Regions from separate parts of the Homo sapiens genome. Here region 1 is linked to region 2. The links are chromatin contacts, found by Hi-C in ENCODE. All regions are on one chromosome and are shown on one strand. The core of a region is the stretch at or near the end of the contact, and the rest is flanking DNA. Distances in the headings are between cores, read along the strand shown. Region 1 holds the start of VSTM2L (V-set and transmembrane domain containing 2 like). Region 2 overlaps CTNNBL1 (catenin beta like 1).

What was found. A loop is a pair of places that touch in the nucleus more often than their neighbours do. Pooled maps may share reads with other maps.
Region 1: a pooled map shows a loop between it and region 2 (4-fold over the local background). The contact joins the promoter of VSTM2L here to the enhancer-like site in region 2. A Hi-C loop is called at or near these places in 1 of 168 maps with a recorded cell type or tissue (HepG2) and 2 of 50 pooled maps.

Annotation. Positions count from the first base shown.
Region 1 is chr20:37,900,593-37,904,848 of GRCh38, forward strand. It overlaps VSTM2L (V-set and transmembrane domain containing 2 like), which reads left to right and starts at 2,535. Exons shown (of 4, transcript NM_080607.3): 1 at 2,535-2,879. The coding sequence starts at 2,759. The region is part of intron 2 of LOC124904896 (a long non-coding RNA gene); the gene reads right to left. RefSeq lists an enhancer at 1,835-2,798.
Region 2 is chr20:37,802,333-37,806,410 of GRCh38, forward strand. It overlaps CTNNBL1 (catenin beta like 1), which reads left to right. Exons shown (of 16, transcript NM_030877.5): 11 at 535-716. Among named protein-coding and RNA genes, the nearest start is that of VSTM2L, 99 kb to the right of the region's middle. Within about 2 kb of position 1,744, at least 5 of the 41 ENCODE cell types and tissues checked have a DNase peak (open chromatin) inside an H3K27ac peak, as active enhancers do.

The DNA of each region.
Region 1 (4,256 bases), core at 1,285-3,784, 99 kb after region 2:
GATCTTGGCTCACTGAAAACTCCGCCTCCCAGGTTCAAGCGATTCTCCTGCCTCAGCCTCCTGAGTAGCTGGGATTACAGGTGCCCACCACCACTCCTGGCTAATTTTTGTATTTTTAGTAGAGATGGGATTTCACCATGTTGGTCAGGCTGGTCTCGAACTCCTGACCTCGTGATATGCCCACCTCGGCCTCTCAAAGTGCTGGCATTACAGGCGTGAGCCACCACACCTGGCCGATCACGAGCATTTTCAAAGGCATACAATCCCTGGATGTCTGTCCTTGAAGGAACCTTGACCTTGTTCCAGGCTTCAAAGAGAAAAGATTTCTGAAGGTCAGCCGGTGGGCTAGGGGCACAGCAGCAATGTGCTGCCATCCCGCCAGACCCCCTTCCTCTGCAGGCCTGAGCAATCTCTTGTTTACTCCTCTTTAATCTCCTCTCCCTCCCTGTCCCCTTGCCTGTGTCTGCTCCCTCCAATCTGTGGTTTAAGAGGAGAAAGCCCGGGTTTGAGTCCCAGTTCTGTCACCACAGTCTCCTGGTGAGGCCTCAGGCTGGGGTTGAAGGAGTCCTGGGTTTTAGTCTGGCTAACATGGTGGCTGCTATGTGATCTGGAGGATTCTCAGTTTCCATATCTTTATGATGGAAGCAGTAGTTCATTTCGCTGGGAGCGGGGTTCAGGGTAGTTAATGAATGAGAAAACACGTGCATAGAGTCCAAGACGCCTGGCCAGCCCAGGATAACCTAAACACCACCTCTGTGTGGGAAGAAAGTGAGAAGTGAGAGAATCAGGCAAACACGGCCCCTTCCTCCAAGGCATGTGGTCCAGAAGGTTCGGGGGGTGGGGGAAGCGGTCGACGCTTGGGACCTGTCCTCGGTACTGAAGGGAGCGCGGGGGCTGTGGACGGTGCTAGAACACAGTGCTTGTAAGTGCGGGACATCGTGGAGGAGGTGTCCTTAGTTTGGAAGGAGCTGGATTGTTGCTGGCTACCACGGGCCCCATCCGGTGTGCTACCCCCCCCCCATAATACTGGAAGGGGGGCGCTAAGACAGAGGGAAGACGGCGAGGGGCTATGTTCCTTGGTCTCTAACCTTGTTCTCAAACTTGGGCGCTGTACACACGGCTGGACGCGGGATCCACCTGTGTTCTGGAGTGGGGAGTGGGCTGTCGGAGGGGTTGACCCTGTTCGACGGGGACGGGGAAGAAAGTCTGAGGGTCTGTCCACGGTGTGAACCCTAGCATCAAAGGGCCAGTTGAGACGCTGTCCACGGTGCCCAAAGGATGGGCCCGGGTGGGGCGGGGGGCGGGGGGCGGGGGGGGGGCTGGCGCTGTCCTCCTCCGTGGTGCTGAAACCGGGAGGACCAGGCTGTGTGAGCAGGGAGGCCTGGGGAAGGGCAAGGGATGAGAGCAGGAGGGACCCCGCCCAGGAGTCAGGGGCCTCGCCCGACTCGCCGTGGGACCTCAGAGAAGCTAATTACCTGATTTCAGGCGCTTCCTTATCTTTTAAATGGGACCACAGTTCCGCCCTCCTGTCTGTCCCATCAGCCCCAGTAACACGGCTTGGGAAGGAACTGGAGGACTTTGTTGGATTCTTGCTCTTGGGAATGGGAATGGTGCCCTATCCCCCTCCCCTGCCACACTCACACACACATACACCCACGCATACGCGCGCGCACACGCACACGCACACACACACTCATGCACACACACACCATCAAGGCTCATTGGTCTAGGGAAGGAGCCTACAGTCCAGAAGGGGGCGATCCCATCCACCACATAAGGTCCAGTATCTTCAAGAGCCAGGAGCCGCAACAACTAACTGGCCTGTCTCTCTCCCATTACAAAGACTCGAAAACTGAGTCCCAGAAAGGGGAACACCGACAATAATAACTACTGAGCTCCTACCACGTAGGCAGCATTATGCTAAGCGCTTTGCATGCACGATTTCGCAAATCCTCACCAGGACCCCCGCAGACAGCTATTACCCCTATTTCTCAGATGAAGACTTCGAGGTTCAGAGAGGGGTAGACACCCGGACGCGATCACACAGCGAGCCGAGGTCGGCGGCAGAGCTATCACCAGGTCCCCTGGGTCTCAGCCCAGGCTCCCACCCTACCTCGCCCTCACCCCCAGCCCCACTGGCCCCTGACCCCGGCCCCGCCCTGCCGGTAAAGTTAGGAGCCTCTGAGTGCGCTGGCCTGGCGGCGGGTGCCCTGGCTTTTCTCCCTCTCCCCGCTGGACGGCATTTCTGTGGCTGAAGCCCGTTGGGTCGTGCTTTGCGGGAACCGCGTCCCTGGGGTGGCTCTCTCCGCCCCATCCCGGCCCCGCCTCCGCACTCGGGCGGGGGAAAGTTGCGGGTACCGCTTTAAAAATCCCAGCCTGGGCAAAACTTTGATGATAAATCAAGCGGCAGATCCCTCCGCCGCCTGCTCCGAGCGGGAGGAGGGAGGGGAGGAGGGAGGGGAGGAGGGAGGCGGGAGGAGGGAGGAGGGTGCGGCGGCGGCGCGGCGTGGCCTTCCGCGGAAGGGAAGAGTCCCGCAGTCGGAGGCGGCCGGCTGGGCGTGCGCTCGCTCCCCGAAGCCGGGGCTGGGCCGGAGCCGGGCGAGGGCTGGGAGCTGGGCCGGGTCCGGGGACAGCGGGCGAGGGGCAGCTGCCGGAGCCGGGCAGCCAGGCCGCTCAGGGCAGGGGACAGCTGGCGCCGGTTCTGCGGTCTCCGGGGCCCAGATGTGAGGCGGCGGCGCCCCCGGCCCGAGAGCGCACGATGGGGGCCCCGCTCGCCGTAGCGCTGGGCGCCCTCCACTACCTGGCACTTTTCCTGCAACTCGGCGGCGCCACGCGGCCCGCCGGCCACGCGCCCTGGGACAACCACGTCTCCGGCCACGGTGAGTTCGGTCGCCGCCCCCGCGGACTTCCCCACCAAACCCCAACCCGGGCCGCGCCACTCCAACTTGGCCGCCCCGGGGCTCGAACCGGCGCCAGTCGTGGCGGGCATCCCGGGGCGCCCCCTGCCGGCGCGGTGGACCCGCCCTGGCACCCTGGCCCTGCAGAGAAGGGGGCACCCGGGGCGCACCCCCGAACCTCCTCCCCACACACTCGCGCGGATACGCACACCTGCATGGCCACACCGATATGCACAGCCGCGGACACACTCAGAGCCACAGTCGCTGCTTTCTCACACTCACAACTCCTACCCTGCACATCTCCACACACCTCAGGTCCCCCTCCTCACTGCAAGCCTTTACACTTATGCCCACTACACACGCACATCAGGCACTGCGCCGGTGGGCTCACTCTGCCAGCTGGCGCACACGCTTCGCCACAACTCTTGCCTGCCCACCTGCAGACACACTGGTGCGCGCGCGCGCACACACACACAGGCACACACATACACACACATGAACACAATTTGCTCACCCACTCCTCTCTGCCCATCTGCCTTTACTCTTCTGGGTTTAACCGCACAGAGGCCCTTGTCCTCTTCCTCTCCACACCCAGCCCTATACCACTGGAAAGGTCCTTGGGGGCAGAAGACCTTGTTTCTTGAGAACTGGTCGCCTGGGGCTGCAGCCTCCCAGTTGGGCGGGTGGCACCTGGTGGAAGCCCCTCAGAGCCACCGGAGTAGTTGGGGTTGCTGCTTGCAGCCAGAGGCATGGGAGTGGGAGTGGAAGTGGAATGCCGGGTGCTTTTGTCTGCCTCTGGGGATGGGCAGGAAGCCGTGCCATCCTTCCATAGGGTACCCCCATCCTCATCCTCGGCCCTAGAGGACTGAAATGTGGGAAATCTCAACTCCAGCCGCTGTGGAAGCCGGGGAGCAGACAAGCATTCCCAGCACTGGCTGGCTGAGTGTCAGAAGCTCCTGCTAGCCCCGAAGGAGCCCAAGTTGGCAGCAGAGTTGGACTGTATGAGCCCGGCAGCTGTGGGGGCTCCCCCTGACCCCTGTGAGCCTGGCTCTGGGATGGAGGCTCGAGCATAGATGAAACCAAAGGAGACCTTTCTTCCATGCAGCCCTTCACTAGACAGGCTGACAGCCTTGTTGGGGAGGCTGCAGCCCCAGTGCTGGGCACTGTGGGCCCAGGGCTGTGGGGAGGTTTGCACAAAGGCCAGATAATTGGATGATTTATTCTGATGGGAGTGAGTGGGGGTAAGGCAGGGTAGATAATCAGGGAAGGTTTTGCTGGGGTATGACACATGAGTGGGATTGCTCCAGTGGAGAGGGGGGCTTCGAAGCCATCCTCAGGGTCTCTGCTTTTTGGGAACCA
Region 2 (4,078 bases), core at 494-2,993:
TGCTTAGGGCCAGGATGGGATGAAGAGGGTAGGGGGTGTTAAGAGTATGTAGTTTCTTCTCAGGGCAATGAAAATGTTTTATAATTGACTGTGGTGGTAGCTGACATATCTGTGAATATTCTAAAACCCATTGAGTTGTACATTTTAACTGGTAGAAATTGTATAGTATGCGAATTGTCTCAATAAAGCTGTTAAAAAGAAAGAAAAATGAATAATGAAATGTCTATAATCTCAACACCCCGAAATAATCTCTTATAATTTTAGTCTCTTTCTTTCCAGTCACTTTTAATGTACATTTTTCATGTGTAATTGTGGTAATGCTTCATAAAGAATTTTGAGTATTGCCTTTTGTGTTTATCATTCTGACTGTAAGAATTTGTCCACCCTATTGTAGACGTCTTCTCCTAATTGTTAACAAGTATGTAATATTTCCATTTAGATGTATAATGTGTACGGCAGCAAATACCCTTTTTTTTTTTTAAGCTCTATAATTTCCCCATGAAATACCTTATCTGAAACCTCTTTTGTTCACAGGGAAAAGAAGATCTCCCGGAGCAGTGCCCTGAAAGTGCTGGACCATGCCATGATTGGCCCCGAAGGCACAGACAACTGCCATAAGTTTGTTGACATTCTTGGCTTACGAACCATCTTTCCCCTCTTTATGAAATCTCCCAGGAAGATCAAGAAAGTGGGAACCACTGAGAAGGAACATGAAGGTAGGGTTCACTGGAGGAGTCAGCCTAATTTAGGTGCATTAGGAGAAATAGGGAAATGTGAACTACTTTGAAAAATTCTGACGTGTTTGGGGGATAGAGGGGAAGAGTGCTACCTTTTTCTTACTATTTTCTTATTTTTCATGAATGAAAAAGAGACCCCAGGTCACTGATAGCCTTTGTTGCACCAGTTCTCTGCTTGTTTGAATCCTGGTCATTCCATTTCCTTCTGGACTGTTAATAAGTCTGTGTGTGAGGGTTTTGTTTTCTTCACTATAATTTGTAGCGAGGTGTCTCTCTGATGGAAGACCCTTTTGAAAAGAGTAATGAGGTGGCAACACATGTCACCTCCAGAGTGGTGCTTTCATGTATTTCTGTACTAAAGTATGATTCAGCCAACATCAGGAATTGCCGAAATAAACTATTTATAGCCCAGATTCCCCTTTTATGTTTCTCCTCCCTGATGGTGCACGCTCCCAGCAAAATGCTGCCATGAATTGTGACGCTGTAACCAGAGTAGTTACTGCTAGGCCAGTCTCTTCCTGCTGTTGTCTAGTGGCCTGCTGCAGCCCTCTCCCCAGTAAATAGCCACAGTGCAATCTGGAAGGCCAGGGATTTATGAGCATTGACAGTTCTGCTGGAGGCTGGCAGACACTTGCACCAGGGAATTTACATGGTTGGATGGTTATTTTAAAGTGTGGGGAGCGGGTGGAGAGGAGTGGGGAGGTAGTGTGTTGAGAGAGGAGCAGAAGCTGAGCTGACTGGCTCATTTGGCTGTTTTCTCAGAAGCAATGTTCGTCCCATGGTTTAGGAGGCTTTTTTTTTTGTCAGTGCTTGGTGGAATTGGCATGGGTATCTGCAGGATCTTTTGCATTCCTCATCCTCATAGACGAAAGTTTGAGAACTCCCGCCTCTCTCTTTTCCAGTTGACTTGGCTTAGTCTCTCCCAACTTGGAGTGGCTAAAGGGAAGGTGGTGTGACCTACCTTCAGTGGTTATCTTCAGTGATATCTTCTCTATCAAATCAACTCTCCAGAGACAACAGGAAATCTGGCTGGAGCAAAAGAGGAACTGGCCTTGCAAATACTGTGGCCTAGAGACCTGAGAACAAGTAGAGACTTCAGTTTAACTCATTTTGACCAAACACTAGCTATAAATATGTTAACCCCGTGCTAGATTTTCCCCACTGAAAATTCAGCAAAATGAGTCCCTGGGAGAGGGAATGGAGGGGGTCCTGGAGGTCTAGGAGATAAACTTTTCAGACAGTCAACATTTAGTGAAAGCCTGCCACTTTCCTGGCCCGGCTGCACTATTCGCTATCATATTTAAAACTCACAACCTATGAAGTATTGGTGGCATCCTTATTTTTTTTTTTAGAGGAGATGAACTGGGAAGGCAGCCGAGCTGTGGGTTCTACAGCTAACTAGGTGTGCGACTTTGGAACCTTGGCTTAACTTCCCTTCACTGCATTTTCCTTTCTGGTCTGTAAGATGAGGGAAGTGGACTAGTGAACTAGAAGCTCTGATAGCCACACCTTCAGATTCTCAGGAACAAGCCCTGGTTGTCAGGGTTGCCTGTGAGCCAGGAAGCTCCTCAGGGTGGATGCTGTGGCTGACCTGCTGGGTTCCACTGAGAGACCTGAGGCTGCATCTTGAGTGTGCTGGAACAGAGTGTGAAGGAAAACAGCCCTTAGCAGGCTCCTGCTCTGCGGTCATGGCACTGAGAAGAGGAGGAAGTGACAGATTCAGTGAGCAGCTGCTTTTCTTCTGAAAAATGTGCCCGGTGGCGTGCTGGTAACAGTCCATTTGCTTTAGAGTAACCGCATTAGGCATGTGATAACATTATGTTAGTGAGGGCAATGGCTTGGTAAGACGTCTCCTAGAAGGCATGTTCAGGCTGTAATGGCTGGGGAGGATGAGCTCTGCATCCTGAGCGGACCAGTACCCAGAGAGCAGAAGTGAACTCCAAGGAGAAAGCACAGCCCTCCACTCCTGCCACCCCTGCCAGCTGCTGCCACTCCTACAAACCGGCCTTCGGCCATGAATGGCAGAGTGAGAATGGAGGCAGAGCAGAGCAGTGCGCACTGTGCAGGGTTTCTTTGTCCTGTCCTCTGGGTAAGACTGTGCTCTTTGTTGGCCTCCGAGTGCCAGCCCTTCTCACGTAAGTGGGCCAGATTTGTGTGCTAAGCTAGAGCACAGTGGCCTCAGACCATCAGGAATACTGGTGGGCATGCCCAGCTCATTCCTGCCCCCGGGCTTCCAGCATGCTCTTCCCTCCATGTGCAGTGATTTTTCTCCACCCTGTCTGCCTGGCTATCTTTTAGTTGTCCTTAGTCCTTAGTTTTGTTTTTTGTTTTTTTTTTTCCTTTTTTTTTTTTTTCCCTGGCCTGTTGCCCAGGCTAGAGTGCAGTGATGCGATCTCGGCTCACTGCAGCCTCTGCCTCCCAGGTTCAACCGATTCTCCTGCCTCAGCCTCATGAGTAGCTGGGACTACAGGCGCCCACCACCACACCCAGCTACTTTTTGTATTTTTAGTAGAGATGGGGTTTCACCATGTTGGCCAGGCTGGTCTCGAACTCCTGACCTCAAGTGATCCGCCCACCTTGGCCTCCCAAAATGCTGAGATTATAGACAGGAACCACTGTGTCCGGCCTGGTCCTTAGTTTTGATGTCTCTTTCTCAGGGAAGCATGTCATGAACCCGTAGACTAGGATAGAATCTTCTGTTCAGTGGACTCTTGGTCTCAGGACTCTGCCTTCATAGCCCTTGAAATTATGGAACCAATGGCCTTGTCCCCTCTAGATCCCATTGCCTGGTCCCGTGGTGCTTGGCATGTGATAGATGCACAGTAAATGTTTCTTGACTGTGTGAATGAACAACCATTTCCCTGAAAGGCTCATTGAGGACAAACATGGGTTTGGGGCTTTCCTCAGAAACCTACAAGGTTGAAGTCAATACAGTTGATTTCAGTTCAGATTGATGGTTGTCAGTCAGTCATACACCTAGAGTGAAGGGTCTTTCATCCAGCTTGTTTGGATGCTAAAATGAGTGGGTTGCTAGCCCTAAGTTTTAACTCTGTCACATTGGCTTGGAGATTATGGCAGAACCCCCACTTTAGAGCCACACCCTTAAGAGCTTTGCTGTACACTGACCTTCCCTATAGGCAAGGCCACCCTGTGACAAGCACCTAGGGGTAGCCCAGCTCCTAGGTGGAACACTGAGGCCTGGGAATCAGCTCGCCAGTCCAGAAGCTCTAGAGAGCTACCCCACACTCTTCCCTTTCTTTCTTGTGAAGCTTCAGCGCTTGTCACTGTTGTCCACAAGAGCACCAGGATGGCTAACTAGTAGAAAGGAGAGGTTTGTTGAT